2 separate regions of the Homo sapiens genome follow, and region 2 is linked to region 1. Evidence: chromatin contacts called from ENCODE Hi-C or POLR2A ChIA-PET data. All regions are on one chromosome and are shown on one strand. Each heading gives the region's core, a stretch centred on a gene start or an enhancer-like site at or near the end of the contact. The rest is flanking DNA. Distances are from core to core; before and after follow the strand shown.

Region 1 (4,682 bases), core at 1,308-3,807:
TAGAAGCTGACTCAGGGGATAAATTTTGATTTAGCAAACAGTCTCAGAGAACGGTGTTTCAAAGACAACCACCTTGTCCAGGAGTCTGCCTTTGAAAAAACTGAGAAACAACCAGTTTTGATGGATTCTTTCATTCTCTATAGGCCTTCACTAGATCCCCATCCCATCCTAGGATTCTCTACCATTCTAGAACAAAATTCCCACTCACTAGTTGACATGGACTCAGAAAGAAAGCTAAGCAATAGTGTATTTACTCTCCAAATATGACCATTGATTATCTAACATACGTTTTCACCAAAGTACTTTTATTGTAGAGGATGTCAGAGGTATTAAAGAAGCCACACCCCTAGTGACAAATACCTTTACTGCCTCCTGTTTTACCTTACACATTTGTGAGAATTTAAAAATCTATACAATAAATTATTCTTTTTAACACAAACATAAATTTTCCTCAAACATTTTTAAGAATAATTAATACACCAGGAAGATAATTTATGCTTATCTGGGGCCTTGCATATTCACTATCAGCATGGCCAGGATCCAGGAGGTCACATGTACCTGTCTGAGAAACATGAAATTGATGTGTTGTCCTCTGAGCTATCCCTGAAAGAGTAGACTTCAGGTACTATATTGACGACTGTCTACCTCATCTTACAACCCCCAACTGGATCAAGTAACCACAGATCTTGGTTATAGAAGACAAGGGTTTAACAGGACACTAATAGCAATTATGTCATGTTCTAAACCTTTTGTTTTTATTTGCTTGGAAGCTGAGGCCCAGGAAAGTTGAAGGACTTCCTCAAGGTCACAGAATCAGGACTAGTTTCTAGACCTCCTAACTCCAATCCCATTTGAACTTAGGGGGTAGTATATGACTGGTGTCTGACTGATACCAGTCAGAAAACAGATGGGTTGTGTGGATGAATCAGCTACACTTCTATCCTTTTCACATAACCCAGACAGTTCAAAGGAGTTGGAGATGCATTTGCTGTATTTTGCTTTTTGCAAAGGATAAGTGTCTCTTCCCAACTTTTATGATTTGAATAATGATTTAACAATGAAGATCCTGGAAACACAAACTCTATGGGAGGTTGGTAAACTTTTATTTATAAGATATGCTTATAAATAAAGGATATCTTTATTTTCAGTGCTGGGCTGCTCAGGATTAGACTAGAGTGAAGAAAACTGGATTGTATTTAGATTTTTCTGATATATTTGAAAGCTGAAAAGAAAGTATAGGAAATAAATACTTTTTTTTCATTTAAGATTTTAAAAGGAATTTAAGTGCTTGTTAAAAAAAAAGTTGCCTCTTGACTGTCGGTAATCTTTTCGGCAGACATAGAAAGGGAAACCTTTATACCTTTGTATTTTTAGTTCCTAACAAAGGACAACTGTGCATGAATGGGGAGAACATTAACCCCCACTTGCCCTCAAATGTAACCTGTGATCACATTGTGCCAACTACACCAGTGAGCACCAACAAATATAGTTATTAATTGAGGTTTCTCAAACATCTGGACTTTTGGCACCCAGAACCAAAATAGCTGGACATTTGTTTGAATTCTCTACTTGTTTTCCAAGCTTGACATTGAGTCAGAATAATAGCAGTTATAGACTACTTCCTATATGCCAGAGTCAGGCTAAATGTTTTACCTGTATTAGCTTGTTTAACCTTCACAACCATCAAATGAGTCCTAAAGTATGAATGATTCCTTTTAGAGATGAGGGTACTGAGGCTCAGAGAAGGAAGCACAGAGCTGATATGAGAACACTGTCTGTCTGATTATAAACCCTGAACTGAGAGTGTTTCATTTTGGCAAAATGACTACAGAGGGCAACAAATGATATAAATCCAATTTGTAGCTACCCTACTAAAAGAAAGAGTGACTGTACAATATCTGAGTTAATAACATTACTCAGTAGTATCACCATTGTTAGCAAATTTGATAATTTGGGGAAAATTTTTCCTTCTCTTGAATTACTCTGATGCATTCAAATTCACCTGATAATTGTGTATTACATGTATTACCCTTTGAGTATTAAAACAACTGAAAATACCTGCATCTTTGTCAGATTAAATAATTTAGAAAATGAAAAAATACACAAAAACAAATTAAATAAACATAAGACTCAATCCCTGGGTTAAAGATGAATATTGCAGTTTTCTTTACTAGTTAGTGGCTAGAGTTTTAACTAGGTAACCTTGAGCAAGTTACTTAATCTCTTAAGCCTCAGTTTTCTCATCTTTAAAACACAAATGATAACAAAACCTACTTTAGCCTACTTTGCTAAAGGATGGAATAAAAAAATGCATGTAAAGTGCTTAACACAGTGCCTGGCTTATAGCATGGTTTCAAAACATAGTTAATTATCTGTCATAACTTAAGCTGGTACCATGGGAGAACTGGAATTCAGAAGTACACCTGAGGTCTACTCCCACCAATGGGGTGGGGGGCTGGGGTGGGTCACTGGAGAGCAGAGAAACCTCATGCAACTTTCACCCTTTCTCCTTGTTTCTGGATCTTCAGTCGCAGAAGTAAGCCAGCTTCACTTCCTCTGTTACTACTGCCCCCTGCTGGCTGGGGAGGGAAAGATGCGATGGCAGAGCTGAAATTGTTTGCTTTCCTTTCTCTGCTTCTCACACTTCTCTGTGCCAGGTCTTCAGGTTTCTTTAAATATTAAAGCTGACTAACCCTAGCCTCCTGTAAAAGGATGTGAGAGCATGAATATGATCACTCTCTCTTTAGTACTGTAAAATTTTATGGTTATGTAGAAATTCAATGTTAAAAAAACCCCAACAACTCTATGATGAAATTTCTCTGGATAAATAATTAGTTATGCCCAGAGACACATTGTGGGGGCAGTGCATTTTTTGACCTTTCAACATAGACAGATGGTTTACGCATCTTCAGCATTCAGAGTTTTCTGAGGAGCATTATATAATCTCAGTGTGGTCACCAAATGAAATAAGAAATTCCTCATTTGGCAGATGGAGCTTGCGTATCGAGTTCATAAACTTTAATACTTCTCCCAAGTCCAAAATCAGAGACAACCTGCTCCCAAGTCAGTTTCCCATTTGCACTTAATTAGGGAGTGTGTTTTGGAGGTCAGTGAAAACCAGTGGAGTATGTTTTCATAATAACTTCCCTCACAATAAAATTATTTGGGAGGCAGCTATCCAACTTTTTCTGGAATGAGGGCAAGAAAAATGGGGACACAAAGTGAAGTTATTGGATACCTTATCTGGAACTGCCCAAAATGTTGACTGAGATCCAAAGAACACACAGTACCTTCTGGATCAGGGAAAAGGAGCCAAATGTTTTTATAGTCCCAACAATTTTCTTAACTACAATTTTGCTTCATTTCTAACAACGAAGTGAAGTACTTTTAAGGATTCCAAATACTAGAGAACAAAAGCCTTCTCAGAGTTGTAATCATGTCATACAGAAATAGAGACAGTAAGTATCCTGGTTAAGGAAAATGTGAATATGTGGATGAACAAAAGTGACTGGTAGTTAGGACAGGTAGCCAGACTGTCACTTACTGGCTGGATGCTTTTGTGTATTTGGGTTTAACAAAGATAACATGGTGAGTCCCAAACATGTTGCACCTCACTTTATAAAGTGTGATATCACTGTAGCTGTAGGAAAGTGTATTGTGCTTGTATTAGCCTTTTTCTAAAATGTCCTAGAATAATTCTAAGTCACAAATCAAATTAGAGAGAGTAAACTTCCTTAATAGATTAAGAAATCAAATTCTGATAGACTAGTACTTCTTTGTAGTTTTTTAAATAATATTTTTGCTATTTTTTCTGAGACAGAATTTTGCTCTTGTCACCCAGGCTGGAGTGCAATGGTGCAATCTCGGCTCACTGAAACCTCTGCCTCCCGGGGGTCAAGCTATTCTCCTACCTCAGCTTCCCGAATAGCTGGGACTACAGGCATGTGCCACCACGCCCAGCTAATTTTCTTTTCCTTTCTTTTTTTTTTTTTTTTGTATTTTTAGTAGAGATGAGGCTTCTCCATGTTGGCCAGGCTGGTCTCAAACTCCTGACCTCAGGTGATCCACCCACCTCGGCCTCCCACAGTATTGGGATTACAGGCGTGAGCCACTGCACCTGGACTATTTTTGCTATTTCTAAATTGCATTTGGCTTTTATAACTCCCATCAATCTAGAAGGACATGGCAAGATCCATAAATTTCTGAATTGTGGTTGGTGAACTTTTATCTCAATATGAAGCTGATGGCTGCAATATGTTGAAAGGATTTTCAACCTCATATACAGAATATGGTTAACTGTTTCCTCTTTCTCTTACTCGTACACACACACACACACACACACACACACAATGACTTGAGGTAAGATTTGTTATAATTATACTGTGTATGTTCAGTGAGAAATTGTTCTGAGATGAAGTCCTGAGGCTTCTCAACCAAATTTCTCTCAAAGGCAGTTCATATGTCAAGTTGTTACATTCACCAAATGACTGAAGTGTAACCATAACAAGGGAGCATGACCCATGCATCAGAATGAATACACTATTTCTCTTTAGTCTCTTAATTTAATAGTGATGATAACAAGGAATTTGTTATACTTCGTTTCCAATATTTGGCAGATCATTTGGATTATGGCCTTTATAAGTTACCTGTACGTAAATCACCCTAAATTCAGTTCAGCTGGT
Region 2 (4,682 bases), core at 1,268-3,767, 61 kb after region 1:
TCCAACTTGGTTCCATTCTCCCCATCACTTTCAGGTACACAAATCAGACGTAGATTTAGTCTTTTCACATAGTCCCATATTTCTTGGGGCTTTGTTCATTTCTTTTTACTCTTTTTTCCCTAAACTTCTCTTCTCGCCTCTTTTCATTCATTTGATCTTCAATCACTGATACCCTTTCTTCCACTTGATCAAATCAGCTACTGAAGTTTGTGCATTCGTCACGTAGTTCTTGTGCCATGGTTCTCAGCTCCATCAGGTCATTTAAGGTCTTCTCTACACTGTTTATTCTAGTTAGCCATTCGTCTAATCTTTTTTTCAAGGTTTTTAGCTTATTTGCAATGGGTTTCAACATCCTCCTTTAGCTCGGAGAAGTTTGTTATTACCGATCTTCTGAAGCCTACTTCTGTCAACTTGTCAACGTCATTCTCCATCCAGCTTTGTTCTGTTGCTGGCGAGGAACTGCGTTCCTTTGGAGGAGAAGAGGTGCTCTGGTTTTTAGAATTTTCAGCTTTTCTGCTCTGGTTTCTCCCCGTCTTTGTGGTTTTATCTACCTTTGGTCTTTGATGATGGTGACCTACTGATGGGGTTTTGGTGTGGATATCCTTTTTGTTGATGTTGATGCTATTCTTTCTGTTTGTTAGTTTTCCTTCTAACAGTCAGGACCCTCAGCTGCAGGTCTGTTGGAGTTTGCTGGAGGTCCACTGTAGACCCTGTTTGCCTGGGTGTCACCAGCGGAGGCTGCAGAACAGCAAATGTTGCTACCTGATCCTTCCCCTGGAAGCCCGGGCACCCGGCTGTATGAGATGTCAGTCACCCCCTACTGGGAGGTGTCTCCCAATTAGGCTACTCGGGGGTCAGGGACCCACTTGCGGAGGCAGTCTGTCCGTTCTCAGACCTCAAACTCCATGCTGGGAGAACCACTACTCTCTTCAAAGTTGTCAGACAGGGACGTTTAAGTCTGCAGAAGTTTCTGCTGCCATTTGTTCAGCTATACCCTGCCCCCAGAGGTGGAGTTTACAGAGGCAGGCAGGCCTTGTTGAACTGTGGTGGGCTCCACCCAGTTCGAGCTTCCTGGCTGCTTTGTTTACTTACTCAAGCCTCAGCAGTGGCAGACACCCCTCACCCAGCCTTGCTGCTGCCTTGCAGTTCGATCTTGGACTGCTGTGCTAGCAGTGAGCAAGGCTCCGTGGGCATGGGACCTGCTGAGCCATGTGCAGGATATAATCTCCTGGTGTGCCGTTTGCTAAGACCGTTGGAAAAGTGCAGTATTAGGGTGGGAGTGTCTCGATTTTCCAGGTACTGTCTGTCACGGCTTCCCTTGGCTAGGAAAGGGAATTCCCCGACCCCTTGCGCTTCCTGGGTAAGGCGATGCCCTGTCCTGCTTCAGCTCACACTCTGTGGGCTGCACCCACTGTCCAACAAGTCCCAGTGAGATGAACCTTGTACCTCAGTTGGAAATGCAGAAATCACCTGTCTTCTGTGTCTCTCACGCTGGGAACTGTAGACTGGAGCTGTTCCTATTTGGCCATCTTGGAGGGAGCTATGAAACAAATGTCTTTAAGAGTGCTAACACTTCAGCCTAAGACTGCAGGTGGGAATTCATGAAAATTAATTGCTAAAATCCTGATGGAATGGAATAGCAGAATGAGATAGCTGTGTTTTCTTTATACAGTATTTAAGCCATATTTCTGCATAGCTAGGGACTGTGCAAGTGTTTTTCTTTGCTTCTGATACCACAGTTACAAAGGATTCCACTGGTGCCACTCAGGAAACAGTGAAGTATTTCTGTGTCCTGTGTTTCAATTCCTGACATCTTAAAGATGGCGGCTGCCATCGTTTTCTACAGTATCTCAAGCTCATTCTCCACCAGATGGCAGCACTGAAGTTCAGAGGCCTTCAGCACAGAGCCTCCTTGCCTGGTGAATACAAATGCAAAGCTTTAAGCTCCTTCACACAAGTTAGACTCTCATTCTCTCTCCTACCTCCCCTCCCCCACTGAAGGCAACCCCTTCCAATAATCAGCCTTCTAGACTAAAATAGAAGCTTTTAACATTTTAATGTCTTGTCACATTACTCACCAGTCTCATCTAGGTCCAGGAAACCATTTCCTGGAGGCCTCTTTTTTATTTGTGTTCATTAGCTGCGCTAATACATTCTCTTGGAAACCACAGTTTAATAAATTTCATAGCGCATAACCAGTGGACTTAATGAATATTAGTCACTCGGAGCAATTTTTGTTTATTCAGCTTCTCTTTCCTCTCCTCCCTTCCCCTACCCCAGACCTCATTCTGTGGAATGATAATAATACACAGAGAGCTGGCTGGTTACAGAAGACTCTAAAAACAAGAAGAAAAAGGATCTTTCTGAGCTCACACCTGTTTTAAGGTTTGTTATCCTTAAAACGAAAAGCTGTAGGGATTCACTCAGCTCTTTCCTTGTAGCTCCCAGTGGACTTTGCTGTTAAACCACAGGGAGGAGCCCAGCCTTCAGAGCACTTAAAAGTACTTATGTCAAATCCATCCCATTCTTCCGGCCTCCGTTTCTCAATCCAGCCACCATTCCCAGGGGCTGGAGCACATTACAAGGCATTCACTTCATATGAATGGGCACACACAGACTTTTTCACCATTTCGATATGTCTAACATTTGCAGGCACATCCTGTAGGCTGCCTGAAACAGCCTTAATTTCAATTTACTGTCTCCCCAAGGATCTTGCCATTCTGCGGAAAGTAGAAAACTCAATGGTCGTTTCTCCTCTCCGACCTCTCACCCCAGGCTCTCTCTGCCCTCCTCCTCTTTCAAGGAAAAGCTGTATTGGGAGGAACATTTTGCTCCAGATGAATAGAATGAAGTTTTGATGCTTCTAACAGCACGTATGATCTTTTATTTTTAAAAAATAATGAGCAAGTTACATCAGATTACCACATTTGGAAACTGTTCAAAGTCGGCATACAAAGCCCAGTAAATGCTGTCTTGGGTCCTCCTGGAATATGATTACACAAGACAGCATGAAATCATAGTCTTGAAGTTTTACGTTGTCGTTTGTAACCCGCTAGGTCTAACTCTATATAACTTTTTAGTATGGAAATTTCCAAATATGTATACAACTTGAGAAAATACTGTAATGAACCTCAAGGTACCTGTCCTTTAACTTTCACATTAATCAACATTTGGCCAATCTTATTTTATCAAATCCTCTTCTCACACATGCCTGTCTTTTTTGCTTGGAGATTTAAAAACAAATGACAGATGTGTCTTTTTCTCTGTAAACAGTTTGGCATGCTTTGCTAGCTGATAAGAGCTTTCTATTTTTAGCATAATCACCATGCCAATATCACACTTAACATAATTAATGGTAATTCCTTAGTCATCTAATACCTAGTCCATTTTAATTTTTTTCCTGATTACCTCAATATTTTTTTTACTAGTTCAGAATCCAAACAAGACCCACTCATTGCATTAGTTGTTTTTTCCTTAAGTCTCTTTTGTTTTGCAACAGGTCCTCCTCCTTCTTCTCCTCTTCCTCCTCCTCCTCCTCTTCCTTCTCCTTCTCTAGTTTTATGCCATAGATCTGTTGGTTATACCAAGATTTTTGTCTATAGAAATATTTCATACTGTACATTTGACTGATTGTTTCCTTGTGGTGTCATTGAATTTGTTCTTGTACTGTTAGGGATATTTCTGGCAGAGAAAAAGTTAGCTGAGTTTTTCACTCTTATACTGAATAAAAACCAGTAGAATACAGAGGGAAATCCTCATTTTGCTTTGGCATCTGGAGCTACACTTACTGTTAATTCATTCAGCAAATATTAATTAGCTCTTGTAATGTACCAGGCACTGTACTGGGCTTTGGGAATGCAGAGTGACTAAGGGGGTTGGGAATATGGGATAACTGAGAAAATCATGGACCTTATCCTTGTGAAACTTAGGAGTCGTGGGTTTCAAAGCACCACTTAAAAAAACACCTGTGTTGGGTTCTCCTAACACTCTTGTAACGTCCATCAAGTTGTAAAGCCCTCTTAAATTTACTGAAGAATACCGAGGATGAAGTGATAGGTGCTGTAGACAGGAACTATACAAGAAATCACTAATGGAGAAGTCAGACACCATTCCCCTTGGACTTTTGGATTTCGCTCTTTTGATAAATTAATTTTAGATCCTAAACTCTGTCACAGGTGGATCAGTACTGCTAAAAAGATTTAGGCAACCCCTGAACAAAATTAATATCAGGGTATCAATTTATATTGGCCTAGGTTACAAAAGAAGTTAGTTCCTTACGAGTTCCTTAATTCTGACACCCATCTCCAAGAAATCCATCAATGCATAAAAATAAGAAACACATTGGAACATAGTGCACAGAGACTAAACACAACTGAAATAAAAGTTACCCAAAATGAAACTTCTCTTACTTACCAGTGTGTGATAAACTCTGATATCTCCAAATCTATTTTGTTTTATTTTTATTTCATTTTGTTTTAAAAAAATGCTTATTGCAAACCAATAAATGAATTTTGTGATCCACCAATGAGTCATGATCTGCTGATTTTGGAAAAGGCTTGACATTTGGATAAGATGGGGTCATGGACCATCTGCTTGAACTACGTCGTTGAGGCTTACTTTTGTAAAAGCCCAGATTTTGTGCCTTTGAAATAATATCGGAGGAAGGGATTGAGGTAGGGGGT

Evidence for each region. Hi-C counts contacts between places; a loop is a spot of excess contacts on that map. ChIA-PET counts read pairs that join two places held with the same protein, here RNA polymerase II (POLR2A). Pooled maps may share reads with other maps.
Region 2: a loop to region 1 is called in a pooled map, with 2.0 times the contacts of the local background. The contact joins two enhancer-like sites. A Hi-C loop is called at or near these places in 2 of 168 maps with a recorded cell type or tissue (PC-3 and heart right ventricle) and 1 of 50 pooled maps. POLR2A ChIA-PET finds 5 or more read pairs at or near these places in 1 of 52 experiments (WTC11).

The regions. Positions count from the first base shown.
Region 1 is chr1:221,201,079-221,205,760 of GRCh38, forward strand. No RefSeq gene overlaps it. Among named protein-coding and RNA genes, the nearest start is that of LINC02817, 130 kb to the right of the region's middle. Within about 2 kb of position 2,558, at least 10 of the 41 ENCODE cell types and tissues checked have a DNase peak (open chromatin) inside an H3K27ac peak, as active enhancers do; they include heart right ventricle, where a contact is called at or near this core.
Region 2 is chr1:221,262,081-221,266,762 of GRCh38, forward strand. No RefSeq gene overlaps it. Among named protein-coding and RNA genes, the nearest start is that of LINC02817, 72 kb to the right of the region's middle. Within about 2 kb of position 2,518, at least 2 of the 41 ENCODE cell types and tissues checked have a DNase peak (open chromatin) inside an H3K27ac peak, as active enhancers do; they include heart right ventricle, where a contact is called at or near this core.